Linked DNA regions of Homo sapiens: region 1 is linked to region 2. The links are chromatin contacts, found by Hi-C or POLR2A ChIA-PET in ENCODE. All regions are on one chromosome and are shown on one strand. Each heading gives the region's core, a stretch centred on a gene start or an enhancer-like site at or near the end of the contact. The rest is flanking DNA. Distances are from core to core; before and after follow the strand shown. Region 1 has its middle 70 kb from the start of SNORD17. Region 2 has its middle 95 kb from the start of BANF2.

Region 1 (7,720 bases), core at 301-2,800, 100 kb before region 2:
AATAGCTGCTGTGACGTTAGGTAAGTGAGTTCATCTCTCTGAGCCTCAGTTTCTTTATCTGTAGATTGGGGATTGTAATGGCAACCTCAGAAGACTACTGTGAGGACTGAGTGAAGTACTGTGTACATCACTCAGGGTATGGGAGCATTGACTTACATAGTGAGTGCTCAGCAAAAGTCCCTCTGCCCCTGTTGGTGGTGATGGTGGCAGTGACAGCGGATTTATTATTCACCAAACTAGTCTTCCTGCTCACTGTCTCTACAGGGGCTAAATCGGGGGAGGACACAGTCCAAGGTCAAGAGCATCAAGCAAAGAATTAGTCAGCAGTCAGCCTAGGAGTCAGGCTGTTGTGTCAACTGCATTAACCCAGAGGTCAGAAGCAAAGGGACTTACAGAAAAATTCTAAGAACAGAACAAAAGGATTTTTTTTTAAACTCTTCATCAAGATTCCCCAAATATTAACATTTTTGCCACATTTGCCTTACTGTTTTCTCTGTCTGTGTGTACAAATATATATATTTTTCTGAATCATAAGAGAGTAAATTGCAGATGTGATGCCCTCTATCTCCCAAAGCTTCAGTGTATAATTCCTAAAAAGTAAAGGACATTCTGCTACACAGCCACAGTGCAGTGACTAAGTCAGGAAACGAACACTGATTCAATACAATTAGCTAATCTACAGACCGTATTCAGATTTAGATGTCACCAACTGTCCCAGTAATGTCCTTTATAGCAACACAATATCCCAGATCACGTGCTGCAGTTGGTTGCCCTGTCTCTAATCTCCTCCAATCGGCGACAGTTCCTTGGGCTTTCTTTGTCTTTCCTGACCTTGACATTTTTGAAGAGTCCACGCAGTTTTCTTGTAGAATGTCCTTCAGTTTGGGTCTGCCTGATGTTTCCTCATGATAAGCCTCAGGTTGTGTATTCTTGGCAAGAATACTGGGAAAATGATGCTGTGTTCTCAGTGCATCAGATGAGCGGGGACATGAGGTCCCTTTCTTAGTTTGGGAGAATAAATTCTGATGAAAAATATTCCCAGTGAGAAGGAAAATCGAGAGGATCTCAGGAGGCTGGTGTGGTTTGCACAAGCAACTGTGCTTCGCTCACATTTTCAAAGGACAGAAGCAAAGGGTGGAAGGCAGAGAACTCCACTCAGAGAGCGAGAGAACGGAGAGAAGAGCGGCTGAAAAGCTGGCTCCAGAAACGAGCTGAGGCCCTGAAAAATGCTGAAGGCAACCAAATAGGCTTCTAAATTGCTTACTTAAAAAACACTCATTCGTTTTCCTGACAATAAAAAATAGAATGTGGTCATTGTGGAAAATACAAACGTATAAAGAAGGAAACAGTAACTCCCTGCATCCTACACCCAGCTGTAGCCACGGCTAATATTTTGGGTATTTTCCCTCCCCACCTCCAGGAAAGGTTTTTAAAGCTGCGCTTGGAGCATGAAACAAAATGAGAAAGACTTCAGCTTCTCGGCGTGGGGAAGGTGATGTCATGCCAGCGGGGGCGGCGGAAAGGGCTGCCTGTGCTTCCCCTTCACTCTCGGGACGCGGCTGTGGGCTGGGCAGGAGGGAGCCAAGTCTGGGGTGCACTGGGGAGCCCAGAACCACTGCTATGCTCTGCAAAACTCTGAGGCGCTTCCAAAAGTTTGGAGCTGGGCATGTATTTTACTGATTTCTAAAAATCGTAAGCGGTTGTTCGGGGGGAGGAGAAGGGTGTTGGGGTGACGGGGTGTCCGCGCTGGAGACTCAGCTGTGTGCGCCCTGATTCAGACGAGGGAGGCCTTCCAGGTGGGGGTGGGCAGGGAGCTTCTGGGGAAGAATGCATCCTGAGGGCGGAGAGCTACAGGGTAAGGGGGCCAGGCTGTCGGCATTAGAGGGGTGTCTGCGTTTGGCTGCAGCCCAGCCCGCAGGCTCCAGAGTCTGGGAGCCGCGAAGGAGCCGCCCTTATCAGGCAGTAGGGCGAGCTGCCCCAGGGGACAGTCTCTGTGCTGAGGGCATTCCTCGACCTGGGTCGTGGCGCCTACTAGCAGGGGGTTCCAGGATTCCCAGGGCAGAGCTGTCCGGTGTGAGGTGTCCAGCTGGCTTGAGGCCTGTGGCCCTGAAGGCCGGGTGGGCCAGGAGGCTGAGAGGCAGCCACCTTTAAAGGGAGCCAGAGCAGGGAGGGAAACGGAGCTCTTCCCCTGCCGTCCTGGCGCTGTTCCTGCCAATAGACAAGGCAGATGTGTACAATGATTATAGTCTTTTTGTTTGTTTTAAGAGACAGCCTTGCTGTGTTGCCCAGGCTGGAGTGAGTGCAGTGGCTTGTTCATAGCTCACTGCAGCCTGGAACTCCTGGGCTCAGGGGATCCTCCCACTTCAGCTTCCCAAGTAACTGGGACTACAGGTGTGTGCCACCATGCCCTGCTAATTTTTTTTTTTTTTTTTTGAGACGGAGTTTCGCTCTTGTTGCCCAGGCTGGAGTGCAATGGCGGGATCTCAGCTTACTGCAACCTCTGCCTCCCAGGTTCAAGCGATTCTCCTGCCTCTCGGCCTCCCGAGTAGCTGGGATTACAGGCATGTGCCACCACTCCCGGCTAATTTTATATTTTTAGTAAAGACGGGGTTTCTCCATGTTGGTCAGGCTGGTTTTGAACTCCCGACCTCAGGTGATCCGCCTGTCTCGGCCTCCCAAAGTGCTGGGATTACAGGTGTTAGCCACTGCACCCAGCCACCCCACTAATTTTTAAATTATTTATTTATTTAGAGACAGAATCTCACTCTGTCACCCAGGTTGGAATGCAGTGGCACCATCATAGCTCACTGCAGCCTCAACCTCCAGGGTTCCAGGGATTCTCCTGCTTCAGCCTCCCAAGCAGCTGGGACTATAGGCGTGGGCCAGCCCATCAGACTAATTTTTTTTTTCAGATCCTCACATCTCAGATGAACATCCAGCTAATTTTAAAAAGTTTTGTAGAGATGGGGTCTTGCTATGTTGACCAGGCTGGTCTCGAACTCCTGGGCTCAAGCAACTCTCCTACCTCAGCCTCCCAAAGTGTTAGGATTACAGGTGGGAGCCATCACACCACCCAGCCTGATTATAACATTTTAACTGTGGGCCAGGCACTGTGTTAAGTCTAAGTCTGCGTATGTTCAAAGTAGCCTTTGCAACTGGTCTATCGAGGTAGGTATTTATCATTCCTGTTTTACAGAGGACTCAAAGGTAAATGATATGGCAGATGTGGTCAGTGCCCCAATGTCTCCCGGGCACTGGGAGGTGACCTCAGACCATTCCATGTGTGCCTGTGGCTCCCTGTATCTCTCTACAGGGCATGCTCTATGGCCCTTGGAGTGTGGGGAGTTAACACCTCAAGAGTGATTCTCAGCTGGTGGGCGAGGGATGGGAGTTGTATGAAAACCCCAGGGTGCTTGCTCCTTGATGAGACAATTTTATTTTTAATTGTAGTAAAAAAAACACATAGCATAAAATTTACCATCTGAACCATTTATAAGTGTATAGTACAGTAGTATTAACTGTTTGCACCTTGTTGTGTAATAGAACTTTTCATCTTGCAAAACTGAAACTCTATACCCATTAAATAACTCCCCATTCCCTCTCTCTGCAGGCCCTGGCAACCACATTCTACTTTCTGTCTGTGAATTTGACACTTTAGGTACCTTGTATGCAGTATGTGTCCTTCTGTGACTGGCTTATTTCACTGAGCATAATGTCCTCAAGATTCGTCCATGTTGTAACGTGTATCTGAATTTCCCTTTTTTTTTTTTGTATTTTTAGTAGAGATGTGGTTTCACTATGTTGGCCAGGCTGGTCTTGAACACCTGACCTCATGATCCACCCGCCTCAGCCTCCCAAAGTGCTGGGATTACAGGCATGAGCCACTGCATCCAGCCAGCATTTATCCTTTCTTTGTGTTACAAACAATCCAGTTATACTCTTAGTTGTCTTTAAATGTATAATATACTATTGTTGACTGCTGTCAGTTTGTTGTGCTATCAAATATTAGATCTTATTTATTCTATCTAACTATATTTTTGTATCCGTTAACCATCCCCACTCTACCCCCACCCCACTACCCTTCCCAGCCTCTGGTAACCATCCTTTTACTCTCTATCACCATGAGTTCAATTGTTGTAATATTTAGCTCCCACAAATAAGTGAGGACATGTGAAGTTTGTCTTTCTGTGCATGGCTTGTTTCACTTAACATAAGAACCTCCAGTTCCGTTCATGTTGTTGCAAATGACAGGATCTCATTCTTTTTTATGGCAGAATGGTACTCCATTGTGTATATGTACCACATTTTCTTTATCCAATCATCTGTTGATGGACACTTAGGTGGCTTCCAAATCTTGGCTATTGTGAACAGAGCTGCAACAAACATGGAAGTGCAGATATCCTTTCATTATGCTGATTTCCTTTTTTGGGGGTATATTTTTAGCAGTGGAATTGCTGGATCATATGGTAGTTCTATTTTTAGTTTTTTGAGGAACCTCCAAGCTGTTCTCCCTAGTGGCTGTACTAATTTACATTCCCACCAACAGTGTACAAGGGTTCCCTTTTCTCCACATCCTTGACAGCATTTGTTATTGCCTGTCCAAAAGACAAAAGCCATTTTAACTGGGGTGAGATGACCTCTCATTGTAGTTTTGATTTGCATCTCTCTGATGACCGATAATGTTGAGCACCTTTCAATATGCCTGTTTGCCATCTGTATGTTTTCTTTTGAGAAATGTCTATTCAGATCTTTTGCCCATTTTTGGTTGGATTATTAGATTTTTTTCTATAGACTGGTTTGAGCTCCTTATATGTCCTGGCTATTAATTCTTTGCCAGATGGATAGTTTGCAGATATTTTCTCCTATTCTGTGGGTTGTTTCTTTATTTTGTTGATTGTTTCCTTTGCTGTGCAGAAGCTTTTTAACTTGATGTGGTTTGTCCATGTTTGCTTTAGTTGTCTGTGCTTGTGGGGTATTATTCAAGAAATCTTTGCTCAGTCCAAAGTCCTGGAGAGATTTTTTCCCAATGTTTTCTTTTAATAGTGTCATAGTTTCAGGTCTTAGATTTAAGTCTTTAATACGTTTTGATTTGATTGTTGTATATGGCAAGAGATAGGGGTCTAGTTTCATTCTTCTGCATATGGATATCCAGTTTTCCCAGCACTATTTATTGAAGAGACTGTCCTTTCCTCAATGTATGTTCTTGGTACCTTTGTAAAAAATGAGTTCACTGTAGATGTATGGGTTTTTTCCTGGGTTCTCCATTGTTTTCTGTTGGTCTACGTGTCAGTTTTTATGCCAGTGCTGTGCTGTTTTGGTTACTATAGCTCTGTAATATAACTGGAAGTCAGGTTATGTGATTCCTCCAGTTTTGTTCTTTTTGCTGAGGATATCTTTGGATACTCTGGGTCTTTGTGGTTCCATATATATTTTAGGATTTTTTTTTCTATTTCTGTGAAGAATGTCATTGTTATTTTGATAGGGATTGTATTGAATCTATAGATTGCTTGGGATAGTATGAACATTTTGACAATATTGGTTATTTCAATTCATGAACATGTAATATCTTTTCATTTTTTGGTGTCTTCAATTTCTTTCATTAAGATTTTGTAGTTTTCATTGTAGAGCTCTTTCACTTCTTTGGTTAAGTTATTTCCTAGGTATTTTATTTCATTGGTAACTATTGTAAATGGAATTACTTTCTGGATTTCTTTTACAGATTGTTTGCTGTTGGCATATAGAAATGCTACTGATTTTTGTATGTTTTTTTTGTATCCTGCAACTTTACTGAATTTATCAATTCTAATAGTTTTTGTTGATGGATATTTTTTGTTTGTTTGTTTCTTGTTTTTTGTTTGAGACGGAGTTTTGCTCTTGTTGCCTAGGCTGGAGTGCAATAGCGCCATATTAGCTCACTGCAACCTCCACCTCCAGGTTCAAGCAATTCTCCTGCCTCAGCCTTTCAAGCAGCTGGGATTACAGGCACCCGCCACCACACCCAGCCAATTGTTTGTATGTTTAGTAGAGATGGGGTTTCACTGTGTTGGCCAGACTGGTCTTGAACTCCTGACCTCAGATGATCCACCCACCTCGGCCTCTCAAAGTGCTGGGATTACAGGTGTGAGCCACCATGCCTGGCTGATATTTACTTTTTTAAACATTTAATTGTTATTTTTGTAAAAATAGAGATGAGGTCTCACTGTATTGCCCAGGCTGATCTCCAATTCCTGAGCTAGAGTGATCCTCCAGCCTTGGCTTCCCAAAATGCTGGAATTACAGGTGTGAGCCACCACACCTGACCTGTTGATGGATATTTAGTTTGCTTCCACCTTGTGACTATTGTGAATAATGCTGCAGTGAACATAGGTATGGAAATATCTCTTCAAAATCCTATTTTTAATTCTTTTAGTTATATACTTAGAAATGGGATTGCTGGATCATGCAGTAGTTTTAGTTTTAATCCCCTACCTGTATTTCCTGGATTCATCACCCAAATAAACTATATGCTCCAAGCCTTTGTCTCGGTATGTGCTTCTGGCAGGAACCTAAGCTTAAGCTTGTCACTTGCTTCAGGTTACTCAGTCAATAAGTGGCTCTTCTGAATATCTATTGCTGTAAAATGAGCTGTCCCCAAATCCAGTGGCTTAAAACAACACTTCGCAATTACTTCTGCTTCTGTGAATTGGCTGGGCTCAGCTGGGTGGCTTTCACTTGGGGTCTGCCATGGCTGCAGTCAGGTGTTGGCTGGGGCTGGAGGGTCTGAAGGCTCGACTGGGCTGGAGGCCCACAGTGGCTCACTTGCACACTGGCCATTGATGGCAGGAAGCTCAGCTGAGGCAGTCTGCCAGAACTTCTGCAAGGGGTCTCTTCATGTGGTGAGGGCTTCCTCACAACATGGTGGCTGAGTTCTGAGCGTAGAGTCTCAAGAACAAACATTCCAAGAGACAGGAACAGGCAACTGTTAAGGGCCTTGTCTTTAAATGGCAGTGTCACTTGTGCCATATGCATTTTAGAGCGGGGTGAAGAAATGGACCCCCTGGTGGGATGGGGCAAGGCCATGCTGCAGAAGAGCATGTGGGAAGGGAGAGATTTTTGTGGCCATCTTTGGAAGACACAGTTGGCCATAGTGACAGAGGCAGTATTCAGACCCAGGCAGTCTGACTTGAGAAGCTGATTGCAACCTCTATGCTGCCTCCACTTGAGAACACATTCTGAGAATTCTTGACGTTTCTAAGGGACTGGAGAGCCAGCAATAATGGCAAACCTAAGAAATGCTATTTTTGTTTATTATGACCTCTTTTTAATGTCCAGACTGATGTGGCTGGGTGAATTACAGGTCTCAAGCAGATTCCAAAATGTAGAGACAGTAACCTTGATGTTGACTTTTGGAAAATTATAGAGCAGAGCGTGACATAAACTCATTTGTGAACAGCAGGGAAAAAAAATGCAGTGATGGTGAGGTGGGAGAGTTTGGTGGGGATGAGCTGTGCCCAGCTGTGGTGGGTGGCATAATGGCCCCCTAGAGATATCAGGTCCTAACCCTTGGAGCCTATAAATGTTACCCTGTAAGAAAAATGGGTCTTTGCAGAAGTGAGTAAGAATCTTGAGATAAGAGATTATCCTGGACTCTCCTGTGGGCCCTAAATGCCATCACAAGTGTCCATATAAGACAGAGTTAGACTTGACTCACACTCAGAGAAGAAAGCCATGTGAAGACAGA
Region 2 (7,705 bases), core at 3,425-5,924:
CTGGTCTCAGACTCTTGACCTCAAGCAATCTGCCTGCCTTGGCTTTCTGAAGTGCTGGGATTACAGGCGCTAGCCACTGCGCCCAGCCCATCAGTGTGTTCTTGATAAGCCTTCGCTTGTCCATCTTATGCTTGTGTTGTTGTTTTTGTTTTCCTTTTGGGCCCTAGCTCCAGGCTGTTACACTAACTCCCACCGGCCTGCAGCAGGATCCTTCAGTCCACTGCTCTGCAGAGTTTATTGAGGCTCCTCATTCTGTTGCTCAGCACACTTGCTACTTACTCTCCACGGTTTCCTGTCTACTGCATACTTGCCAAGAATGACCTTTACCTTATTATCTCAGTCACTGATTTAAAATGATTGAACAGAACCTGGCATTCCATAAGTTGCCCACTCAACAGTCATTGCCCATTTCACTCACTTTGCTGACTAAACCCTGATTTGGGGGTGGGGGAGTGGGCAGTGAGCTCAACTTCCAAAGATGTAACTGCCCTGCTGCACTTTGCAGATGCTCACTGTTTCAACTCCTCCAGGGCAGCTGGAGGCAGGGGTGGGGCAGGTAACTCAGGTATGGTCAAGAGGAAGTCTACTGGGGAATTTCTGGCAAGATTTTCCCTCCTTGATAAAAAGAAGAGCTGTCTTACTTTGTCCCCACCCCCAAACCCTCACCGAAGCATTCCCTGAAACAAGAATTATAGGGTAAGTAGTTTTCTGGGAACATAATCCCAGGAAAACACTAGCAAGGGAGTAGGGAAGTGAGACAGGGAAGGAAAAATATTTAACAAAGCGTGCATTATAGAGCAGGTTTTACTGTGGAGAACTAAGCTTAATCATGCAGGGACATTTTTGGAAAAGGTGTAAGTCACATGCCTTGTGGTTATCCCTTGGAGCAATGAGGGAACTAAGGTACTTTTATAGCTACTCCCCCTCAATCATTGGTTAGGACTTTCTCTGGAGGAATATGAATTTTGGGGGGCACTTCTGACCTGATGTCCATGGGCAGAGCAGTTTTCTGAGGTTTTAGGGAAAAGCCCTCAGGTTAAGGCAGTTTGGAATTGACTGGAGCCTACTGAAATAATAAAATGGAGGGATAGGCGATGAGCTCCAATAATGTCTGCTGTAATGCCCCTGCCCCACTATGCTTCCTGACCTTGTATGTGGTTGTGATGTTGGGGGCTGCAGCAGCCATCTTGTGACCAGAAGGTGATAAGCAAGAGGCTGACAAACCAACACACTGAGGTTGGCAGTGGAGAAATAACAGAAAAACCCAGGGTCCTTTCCCTTGTCATTGGGCTGCTACTGCAAAATCTCCTCCCACAGCCTTCTTATTTTATGAAAGAATTGTGTTTTCATTTTTTTTCAGCCAGTGTTACTTGGGCGTCCTGTTCTTTGTAGTTAAGTAAATTTCATCTGGAACAGCTCTACAGGATGAGTGGATGAGAAGGTCCCAGGCAGAGTCTGCCTGAGCAGCTCACTACTCTCATAACTGAATCCTTGCACCAGGGTTTGTTTTGAGGGAACACAAATTAAAACACACGCTTGATAAGACCTTTAAATAAGAAACAGATGGATGGGTCCCTGAATGGAAACCTGGATGGGTAAAACTTCAATCTCTCCATGTTAAGTAATTGATTAAATTCTTATCCCTTGTGGTGCAGGAGGAAAGCAGTTATGCCGAACAGCGTGGCTTTTTCAGGAAAAGAAATAATTCCAGGGAGGCACAACTGAAATGTCTTTTTTTGGTCAGGACCCTTTTGGTTGCAAGTGACAGAAATGCAACTCAAATAAACATAAAGGGAATGTGTTTGTGTTGACTCTAGTAACCACCAGATTCCAAAGTCATAGCTGGATTCAGTGGCTCTGATGATATGGGCTCTCTCTCTCATCTCATCTTACCTCTATTTACCTTCATTCTGCATGCAAGCTCTGTTCACGTGGCAGACAAAATGCCAGGCATTTGCAGCCCCACCCTGCCAGTGAATAACCCAGGTGTACAAGCTTCATTTACGGTCTCTCCCATATCAACCTCAGAGTGTTTGATGTGGTGGAGTTGGGTGTCGTGATTTTCAAACCCACCAGAACTGTGTCATGAATGGGACCTCCCCAGAGGAACCAGCAGAAGAGGAATAGAAAAGCAGCCTGGAAAGAAAGTTGCTTGGCTGCTATTAGCCCTGTCAGCTTCCTGCTCATTGACAGGGATAGTTCTTGTATTGCATTATCGGATGCTCCGTAGCTGCCGGCAGCTTTAACCCTCTCATCCTCTTCCATGGTGTTGGGATGGGGGACACATGCATGTTCTTGCTTCCTTTCCAGCCACTCCCTTTCCTAAATCCAAATGTATCTCTGATTTAGATGCAGTGGTACATGCCTGTGATCCCAGCAACTTGAGAGGCTGACGCAAGAAGATTACTGGAGGCTAGGAGTTCAAGACCAGACAGGGCAACATAGTGAGGCCCCATCTCTAAAAAATAAAAATTACAATTAAATGTATCTCAGGATGCCCCTGACACAAAGACTTGAGCTTAGGCCATTTATTTGAGAGATGACCCCAGGATGCACTGGGAGGGAAGAAGTGAGGCAGGGAAGGAAAGAAAATCAAGAAGGGGGTGTATTAGTGAGAGAAGGAAATAGGGCTCAGGTATCCCTGTGGGCCTTCTAAGACACTGTATAAAGTTTTATCAAACCAAACTATCCCTCAAAACTGTACACAGAAAGGCAAGGACACAAGAGTCCTTTTCACTACCTCCTAGCAGTCCTCCTTGCTTGGAGGCTGCCCCTAGGAGCAGTCTTGCCCTGGTTTCTCTAGCCTGTGTTGAGTGTGAGCTGAACACTCTGGGGTGGGAGGTACTGGGGCAGGGGCATAGAGAACACCCGAAGAGATAGATGCAGGTGCTGGAAAGAGCCCTTGGCATGGCCTGGACTGCCAACAGCAGCTGTAAGTGACCTCCAGAGTGGACCTGGGCATGTGGGCTTTGGCTGTCATCTGTTATTTAACTGAATGTTGCAACAGCCCATGAGGTAAGCATTACTCCATTTAAGAGCCAAGTAACTGACGCCCAAGCAATTTCAAAGCTCTGCTACCAGACATACTCTAACAGTAGAAAGTCTGATTTTTAAAAATGACCTAGTTTACAGAGTCCAGGGTTTTAAAAGTTTCTTCCAAAACCTCAACCTGCATCCTGTTTTCAGAGTTGTTACTACAGTTGCTTATTAATCAAGATTAATAAAGACCATGGCAGTTATTATCTGATAGTCACAGCTGTTGAGAATCTTAGGAAATAGACACATGGGTGAGAAATACCAGAGCTTGATGCTTGATTGGCATTAGCCTTATGGGGCTCATGAGATAGTGACCATGGTGCTTGCAAAGCATTTCTTGCTGAAAAAGGGAAGCTACAGCTTAATGCTGGGGCTACTTCATGCCCGACCATGACCAGGATCTGTCAGGCAGTACTCTCTGAAGCCAGTCTCCTAATTTTTCAGACATCACAAATGCGACTTTTTTTTATAGTTGTGAAAGCCCCCAAAACATCAATTCTCACAAATCGAGGACTGGCTGGGGCCCTGGCTTCTGACCCTTTGCTCTCCAGGGACCATGAAAATTATTTGGCTTAGATGTGTGGTGATGAGGCAATGGAATAAATGCAGCTTTCCATTTTGCTGCAGAGTAACATGAAGAAGCCGGTTGACAAGCAACTCTCTGGCCAGTTCTGTGGCCTTGGGCAAATCGCTTAACCTCTCTGGGATCCAGCTGTTTGTATGTGAAATGAAAGTGTTTGGTTAATCAAGCAGCTAATCTGGGGCACTTGTGCTGCCACTCCTCTCTCCCTGCCCACGGCATAGGGTACTATTATGGCACTTTCCCTCCAAGCTAGATGTTGGCCTCAGAATCCTCAACACAGCAAATCAGGGAATCATCACTGAGCACTCAGAGTTGGCAGATGGGTTTGAAACCTGTCTGCCCTCCCTGGCCTGGATGATCTCTAAAGTTCCTTTAATTCTAACTTGTTGGATTCTGGGAACATGTAAACCAGGGGTCTGCAAACTACACCCAAAGGTCAAAGCTGGCCCTCTGCCTGTTTGTGTAAATAAAGTTTTATTAGAACACTGCCATTCAAAGGCCCATTCATTTATGCATTGTCTATGGCTGCTTTCATGCTACAATGGTGGAATTGGGTTGTTGTAATAGAGACCACATGGCCTGTAAAGTCTAAAATATTTTCTTTCAGGTCCTTAATAGAAAAAGTTTTGCCACCTTGTGATTAAATTTCCCTCCTTCCCTCCATCTTGTCCTCCAGGTCATGAGGGAAATTCCTCTTTGTCTCTGAGGGGCCTGTGTGGCTGAGCAATGCTCCAAGTGCCTGTGGGCCTTCTGCATCCCTAAGTCAGGAGAAGAGCAGGAGAAAAGCCAATAGGAAAATACAAGGAATGAAGACATTGTGGCAGAGATAGAGGTAGGGGGAGGCAGATGGGTGGGGAGCCGGGGTTCTCAAAGAAAAGGTCAAAGGGCACCCAGAGGAGAGGACCAAGGCATCCTTTTGTGCTGTCACTGAATGGCCACGGTGGTACTTACAGACCTCCTCCAGCCAACCTATCCTGGCATCCAGTTGGGGGCTGAGCCACCTTGTTTGGTTCTGTGCTCCAAGAACCCTGGCATGGCTGGCTGCCCGCTGGCTTCCGCCAGTAGTTTGGCATGAAAAGTGCTGGCTTGGGGCCTTTTTTCATGAAGAAAACAATTGCCTTTTCCTGGTCTGTGGACAACCACTGCTGCCTGCCTGGACATTGGCAGGAATGTTAAATTGCACCCTTGATGGCTGCCCTAGAAGCTGGGGTCTAGGAAATGTCCCTACAGCTATGTATGCTGGGCTACCATATCCATTTTCTCTCTGTGGGGTCAAAATCCAGTGCCTCAGCAATGAATCCTGCAGCGTCTTATATGAATTATTGGTGAATGTAATGAACTGTACACCCTCATCTCTTCTCCCACTTCCAGGCCCACTGAGGTCCTTTTCCAAGGTCTGTGTGCTTTGCTGTGAATGGCTCACCCCTGATACCTTCAGGGACCTGCCCTTGGGCACTGGGGCTCCCGGGCAGCCCATGGCCACAACTGGTGGTCATGTGGACAAAGGCCCAGCTCCTTTGCTGTCACCCCCACTCCAGGGTTCCCTGCAGGATTAGGCACTGGGACTTTGTCAAGCTCAGGTGCATACAATTCAGGGCAACTCCAAGCCCTGATTCAGGGGCTTTTATAATAGATTCAGACTGTTTATTACTTACACAGACAATGAAGAGTAAGCCAAAGGTACCAGTGCCCCAGGTCCTCATTCGGCATATCAGAAAGGAGGGCACCCAAACAAGAGAGGCCGAGTGACTGTCATGTGAGCTGGGGGATGCCCCTTGGCTGAGATGCCAATTCTAGACTGAGGCTGAGCAGAGGCAGGATGGGGAGCCCCATCACTCAGCAGAACCCAGAAGGGATGACAAACAGACCCACGGCGGCTCTCTAGGGGCTGGGAGGCGATGGGGAGATGGCCTGGAACTCTGCAGCCTCTGCCTCTCACCCACTTCTGATCCAGGAGGACCACGAAGCATTCCGCCAGCACTCAGCGTGTTCAATTCCTGTTGCTGCTCCAACAAACCATCACAGATTAGTGGCTTCACACAAAGTTATCTTACAGTACTGGAGGTCAGAAGTCCAAAATGGGCTTCCCTGGGCTAAAATCAGGGTGTCAGCAAGGCTGGTTCCTTCTGGAGGCTCTAGGGGAGAATCCTTTTTCTTGCCTTTTCCAGTTTCTAGAGGGCACCTGCATTCCTTGGCTAGTGGCCCCAGCAAGCACATCCCTCCAACCTTTGCTTCTGTCCTCACATCTCCCTCTCACTGCCCCTTGTGATTACATTGGGCCCATCTGGGAAATCCAGGAAAATCTCCCCATCTCAACATCTTTAATTTACTCAACATCCTTTTTGCATATAAGGTAACATATTCACAGATTCCATGGATTAAGACACAGATGTAGGGGTGCGGGGCGTTATTTCACCCACCACATTCAGATTGGCTGTGGGTCAAGCCTTCGCCTCCGTGGCCTATTTGGATACACGTGAGATCTCCAGGGCACCACAGAGGAGCCGGTCCCATGCAGACCGCAGCTGAAACAGATGCCTCTTTAACCCCTTCCCTTTCCTTGTCCTGCTTCTCTCCTGCCCAAACTGGTTTCCCTTGAGGGTGCTTCCTTCATAAACATCTGCATGGAGTCTTAGGAAGCTGCCCTGAGACAGTGGGGGACCCCATGTGCAGGAAAGTATAACTTCAGTGGCTGGTGCTTCCTCTGTGCCCCTTACCTAGGATTGCAGGCTACGAGTCCAGCTCCTCCCTTAATTACGGAGAAGCCTGGATGAAATTTCTGAGGGTTTAGGTAAGGCTGACTCTGAGGGAGGGGAGGTTGGGTGGAAATGTCCCAGACACAGAAGTGTGCAGTCTAAGGAAGACTCAGCAGGGCTTTCGGGAAGCCCCGTGTCTCTCAGAAGTGAGCCTGCCTCAGTATCTCCACCATGTTCGGTCACTGGCAGGTGCAGCCTGTGGCACAGCCTCTGTGCATATGTGGTGTCCTTACACTCCCTGAATTTGGAAGCCTCATGGCTCCTGCAGAATGGTGGGGTAAACAGGACATAGAATTTGAACTTCATCACTGGTAGGCTGGGAAACTCCTAGGAGGATTTAAGCAGAGGGATGACATGACATGGCTGGATTGACCATATTGAATGGTCACTCTGGTTGCAGAGGGGAGAATGGACGTGGTGGGGCCTGAGAGGGGGCAGGGAGGCCAGAGGGGAGGCTAAGTCATTGTCCAGGGGACAGGTGAAGGTAGTGGGCCTGTACGACTCGTGTTCTCAGGATCCCGGAAGGAATGCTTTCGGAGAGCAGAGCAGAGACCTCAGCTCAGCTGCCTGCCTCACCTCCTGGGTTCCCAAATCCCACAGGGTCTGCCGTTTCCTACCCTGCCCACCTCCTTTCCCATGTCCTTCCCCCTTGCCCATGCCCTTCATGCTTCACCCGAGGCACACCCTGCCCTGGCATTTCCCAAATCCCTCCATACTCTGCATTTCTACTCCCAGCTCTCTCCCCAAAGAACAGATTGCCCCTGTTTTCCAAAACTCTCCTGCATCACTTGTTAGAAGTGCAGATTCTGTTAGCCAGGCATGGTGGTGCGTACCTGTAGTTCCACCTACTCCAGAAGCTGAGGTGGGAGAATCACTTAGCCCAGGAGCTGGAGGCTACAGTGAGCTGTCACCGTGCCACTGCAATCTAGCCTGGGCAACAGAGTGGGACATTGTCTCTTAAAAACACACACACACACAAACCCAAAGCATGGATTCTGGAGTCCCACTGCTGATCTACTGAATCAGATACTCTGGGCAGAGGTTGCAGGAGCAGCAATTTGTGTTTTAAAAAGCCCCTCCCCCACCCCCCGCCGGGCCCAAGGGATCCTGATGCGGCTCAAGTTTGAGAACTCCTGTTGTACACACCCTGGAATCATCTGGGTAATTCTTTTAAAAATCTCATTACCTGGGTCCCAACCCAGACCAATCAAATCAGGATCTCTGGTAGGACCCGGCTTCAATGCTTTTTTGAGCTTCTCAAGTGATTCTCATGTGCAGCCAAGATTGAGAGCTGCTGTATCTGTGGTGAGTGGCCTGTGTGTGTGGCCCG

What was found. Hi-C counts contacts between places; a loop is a spot of excess contacts on that map. ChIA-PET counts read pairs that join two places held with the same protein, here RNA polymerase II (POLR2A). Pooled maps may share reads with other maps.
Region 1: a loop to region 2 is called in a map of ascending aorta, with 6 times the contacts of the local background. The contact joins two enhancer-like sites. A Hi-C loop is called at or near these places in 21 of 168 maps with a recorded cell type or tissue (HepG2, Right ventricle myocardium inferior, aorta and 13 more), 7 of 37 single-sample maps with no recorded cell type and 26 of 50 pooled maps. POLR2A ChIA-PET finds 5 or more read pairs at or near these places in 4 of 52 experiments (K562, PC-3, WTC11 and 1 more).

What each region holds. Positions count from the first base shown.
Region 1 is chr20:17,889,586-17,897,305 of GRCh38, reverse strand. No RefSeq gene overlaps it. Among named protein-coding and RNA genes, the nearest start is that of SNORD17, 70 kb to the left of the region's middle. RefSeq lists enhancers at 1,326-1,465, 1,120-1,796. Within about 2 kb of position 1,550, at least 26 of the 41 ENCODE cell types and tissues checked have a DNase peak (open chromatin) inside an H3K27ac peak, as active enhancers do; they include right lobe of liver and uterus, where a contact is called at or near this core.
Region 2 is chr20:17,791,585-17,799,289 of GRCh38, reverse strand. No RefSeq gene overlaps it. Among named protein-coding and RNA genes, the nearest start is that of BANF2, 95 kb to the right of the region's middle. Within about 2 kb of position 4,674, at least 6 of the 41 ENCODE cell types and tissues checked have a DNase peak (open chromatin) inside an H3K27ac peak, as active enhancers do; they include right lobe of liver and uterus, where a contact is called at or near this core.